2 separate regions of the Homo sapiens genome follow, and region 2 is linked to region 1. A link is an interaction called in ENCODE POLR2A ChIA-PET data of the cell type or tissue named here. Cell type or tissue: Panc1. All regions are shown on one strand.

Region 1 (2,500 bases):
TGTGTTTGTGTGTGCGTGTGTGTGTGTGGTTTGTGCACACACATTTTACTCAAGGCTTCCTTTCTAAAACTCAGTCAGTTTAATTTGGTATAACTTCACTCCTTCATTTCCAGGCCATGATGTATGATTTTATTTCTGAGTCTGACTGTATTTGGGTAGGGTCATAGTGATTTTTCTGGAAGATCAGATATGAACGAAAATGATATCCTTAATTCATAAGAGGCTAGAATGATTTTTTTCCTCTATGATGGTCACTTGGAATGTTTAATATGATGGTTACTCCAACAGTCTGAATTTCAGAGTGAGGATATTGAAAATAAACCACGGAGTGAATTATGATGAATATATTGTGTAAGAAATACATTTTGTAAAAAAGAAATACATTTTGTAATGAGTTTTTACAAGTGTAGGTAGATTGTTTTTTAAACTCAGGATTTATGCAACTCAGTTAACAGGAACAATTTTTCTATTTCCTGGTTTTATTACTTTTTATGCCTGATTTAATTCTTAAATTTAAAATGAAATTCCTTTTCTTTTTCAAATTTTATTTTAGCTTCAGAGGGTCCATTAGCAGGTTTGTTACATGGGTAAGTTGCATGTCATTGGGGTGTGGTATACAAATGGTTTCGTCACTCAGGTAGTGAAGATGGTACCCAATAGGTAGCTTTTCAGTCCTCACTTTCCTCCATCCTCCACCTTCAGGTAGGCCTCGGTGTCTGTTGTCTCCATCTAGTACTCAATGTTTAGCTCCCACTTGTAAGTGAGAACATGTGGTATTTGAATTTCTGTTTTTGCATTCATTTGCTTAGGAAAATAGTCTCCAGCTACATTCATGTTCCTGAAAAAGACAGGATCTCATTCTTTTTATGGTTGCATAATATTCCAATGTTTCTTAGTGTGTGTATATCATATTTGTTTTGTTCAGTCTACAGTTGATGGGCATCTAGGTTGATTCCATGTCTTTGCTATCATTAATAGTGCTCTGATGAATATAGAAGTGAATGTGTCTTTTGGTAGAATAATTTATATTCCTTTGGGTGTATATCTAACTATGGAATTGCAGGGTCAAATGGTAGTTATGTTTTAAGTTCTTTGAGATATCTCCAAACTGCTTTCCACAGTGGCTGAACTGATATACATTCTCACAAACACTGTATACATGTTCCCTTTTCTCTGAGATGTGGCCAACATATATTATTTTTTTGACTTTTTATAAATAGCCATTATGACTCATGTTAGATGGTATCCCACTGTGGTGCTGATTTGCATTTTTCTAGTGATGAGTCATGATGAGCATTTTTTCCTGTCTTTTGGCCACTTTATGTGTTCCCTTGAGATATGTCTGTTCATTTCTTTTGCCCTCTTTTTAACAAGGTTATTTGTTTTTTGCTTATTGATTTGTTTAAACTCCTTATACATTTTGAATATTAGAACTTTGTTGGTTGCATAATTTCTGAATATTTTCTCCCATTCTATAGGTTGATGATAGTTGTTGATGATATTTGTTGATGATAGTTTCATTGGTCGTGCAGAAGCTCTGTCGGTTAATTAGGTCCTACTCGTATATTTTTGTTTTAGTTGCAATGCCTTTGGGAGACTTCATAAAAAAATATGTGTTAAAGCCTACATCCAAAGGACATTTCCTAGGTTTTCTACAAGGGTTTTTACAGTGTTAGGTGTTACACTTAAGTCTTTAATTCATTTGAGTCAATTTATGTATACGGTGTAAGGAAGGGGTCCAGTTTCAATCTTCTGCTTATGGCTAGCCAGTAGTCCCATCACCATTTATTGATTAGAGATTCATTTTCTCATAGTTTATTATTGTAGACTTTGTTGGAGATCAGATTTTTGTGGGTTTGTGGCTTTATTTGTGGGTTCTCTAACCTGTTCCATTAGTCTATATATCTGCTTTAGTACCAGTACCAGCACCATGCTATAGTACTGTAGCATTGTAATATAGATTGAACTCAAGTAGTGTGATGCCTCCAGCTTTTGTTTTTGTGTGTGTATGTGTGTGTATGTGATTTTTTTTCTCAGTATTGTTTTGGCTATTTGGGCTCTTTTTTGGTTGCACATGAATTTTAGAATAGGTTTTTTTCCTAATTCTGTGAAAACTTATGTTGGTAGATTGATAGAAACAGCCTTGAATGTGTAAACTACTTTGCACAGTATGACCATTTTAACAATGTTGATTCTTCTTATCCCTTAAAACGGATTGTGTTTCCATGTGTTTGTGTCATCTCTGATTTCTTTCAGCAGTGTTTTGTAATTCTCATTGTAGAGATCTTTCACCTCCCTGGTTAGCTGTATTTCTGGATATTTAATTCTTTTTGTGGCTATTGTGAATGGGATTCTGTTCTTGATTTGGCTCCCAACTTGGACATTATAGGTGTACAGAAATGCTACTGATATTTGTACATTGATTTTGTATCCTGAAACTGCACTGAAATTGGTTAACAGTTTTAGGAGCCTTTGGGCAGAGACTGTTGGGTTTTTTAAG
Region 2 (2,500 bases), 110 kb before region 1:
TATTTACAATGACTAAGTTAGTTAATAAAGGGATATATAACATATATAGTATATCATATTATATATAGAATGGGATTTAAAACTGATTTTAAGGTATAAAGCAAATATAAGGGATAAAAACATCATAGTAAAAGTTTTAAGTTCTTAAAGAAGTTACAGTAATTCTAAATATATACACACAAAGTATCTCAAAATGTATAAATCAAAATGATTATACTTCAAGAAGAAGCAGAGAAATTAGCAATCACAATGTCACAATGAAATGAATTAGACATACCTCCTCCAGCAATTATCTGTTAAAATAGGGAGAATATTAATAAGGATATAGATTTAAATGGCAAAATGAATATGATTGACTTAAAGTATCTTATATAGAAAGTTACATCAAAAATTATAAAATTTAGGTTATTTTCAAGCGTGTGGAACATTTATGAACATTTATATCATAGGCTGTGTATTATATATACCTTTGTTTCTGATGTAAGTTAAATTGGAAAAAATAACAAACATTTTCAAAACGAGTAATTCAGATACTCTCAACTTGAAACATTAAACAGCAAACATTTAAATAACTCACAGGTAAAAGGATAAGAAGAAGAAAAAATATTGAGTAGCAATTTTAATATGAAACAAAGCAGGTTAAAATAATACATACGAAACTATTGGAAATTAAGTTAAATTAGAACCTTTAGTGAGAAGTACTCTTAAGTGCTAATATTTGAAAAGTAAGAACACTAACAATTATTAAATTAAATGTAAAATATGAGTACTTACAGAACCAAAGATAAACCTTGAGAATTCAGAAAAATAATATGATAAAGAGAAAAAAATGATGAATTGTAAAATATAGACCTTAGTAATGTCTGTCATTTTTATTTTGACCATTCTCTCATCTGATGGTATATAAGTCTATCGTGCTATGGACTTAATTTGTTTATAATTGATGATGATTAACTAGGTTGCCACTTTCTAAATACTACTCGACCATCAGTTCTTTGGTAAAATGCCTGTTTAGGTCTTATTCTTCCCTATTGCACATGCACATTTTATCAGTTGGATTGCCTTTTTGTTTTTAAATTATACATATTCTTTTTATTGTGGATAAGTGTTCTTTGGGAGATTTTTATACACATATATGTATAAAACACACACATACATAGGTGTTTTTCATATCACTCGCTTAATGTTATTGAACATAAATTCTTGATTTTATTGCAATCCTGTTTATATTAATAATTATTTTATTTTTATGGTGAGTGCAATTTTAGACATGTTTAAAAATATTTTGCCTGCTATAGGGTCATAAAGATATTCTATCTGTTTTCTTCTCTGATCTTCATTGCTTTACCATTCAGATTTAAGTTTGAAATCTCTCTAAAATTGACTTTTAGGTATGGTGTTATTTGTTAGATGTGAGCTTCTTTTTTCGTATTCAAATATTCTACTTTTGCATCATGATTTACCAAAAGAGTCATTCTTTCTGTTTTTTCCCATTTAACTCTTCTCATTCCAATAACATATTGCTTTAATCTTTTTGACAGTAGGTCTTCATATCTGAGTGTATAAGACTTTCAAGTTTCTTCTGCAAGATTATCCTCTCTATTCTTGGTGCTTTTATTTTCCGATTTACAATTTTTCTTTTATTAATACACGTTATTTTACAGATTTGTTGGGTACATATGAGTGTTTGTGACATGCACAGAATGTCTAAGGATCAACTCAGGGTAATTGTGGTATTCTTCACCTTCAAAATTTATAATTTTTAAAATAATTTCAATTTTTATTTTATGTTCAGGGACCACATATGCACTTTGCTACATGGGTATATTGTATGATACTTAAGTATAGGGTAAAAATGATTGTCTAACCCAGGTAATGAATGTATATAGTACCCAATAGGTAGTTTTTCAGCACTCTCCCTTACCTCTCTCCCCTCTCTAACAGTTCCTCGTGTCTGTTGTTACCATCTTTACGTCCAAGTGTACTCAAAGATTAGCTCCTACTTATAAGTGAGAACTTGCAGTATTTGGTTTTCTGCTACTGCATTAACGCACTTAACGATTCTTAACGATTTTAGCCTCTAGCTTCATGCATGTTGCTGCAAAAGAACACGATTTCATTCTTTTTTTTATGGTTATGAAGTGTTGCATCCTGTATATGTATTACATTTTCTTTATCCAGTCCAATGCTGATGGCACCTAGGTTGATTACATTAGCTTTCTATTGTGAATAGTGCTGTGATAAACATATAAATGCAGGTTTCTTTTTGATAAAATAACTTCTTTTCCTTTGGATAGATATCCAGTAGAGGGATTGCTGGATAAAAGGATAGTTCTATTTTTAGCTTTTTAAGAACTCTCCAAACTACTCTCCACAGTGGCTGACCTAATTTACATTCCCACTACCGATGTGTAAGCATTCCATTTTCCCTGCAGCCTCGCCAGCATCTGTTTTGTTTTGTTTTGTTTTTATCTTTTTAATAGGACCTACTCTGGGCCAG

The links. Peaks named below come from ENCODE experiments on the same cell type or tissue, not always from the same donor. Only the 100,000 strongest peaks of a DNase experiment are listed, where the experiment ranks them.
Region 2: POLR2A ChIA-PET joins it to region 1 with 5 read pairs; 2 of 35 experiments call an interaction of 5 or more read pairs at or near these places.

Annotation. Positions count from the first base shown.
Region 1 is chr7:9,487,477-9,489,976 of GRCh38, forward strand. No RefSeq gene overlaps it. Among named protein-coding and RNA genes, the nearest start is that of NXPH1, 1.1 Mb to the left of the region's middle. In Panc1, no CTCF peak of the experiment used is centred here; a DNase peak (open chromatin) is centred at 1,274.
Region 2 is chr7:9,379,467-9,381,966 of GRCh38, forward strand. No RefSeq gene overlaps it. Among named protein-coding and RNA genes, the nearest start is that of NXPH1, 950 kb to the left of the region's middle. In Panc1, no CTCF peak of the experiment used is centred here; no DNase peak of the experiment used is centred here.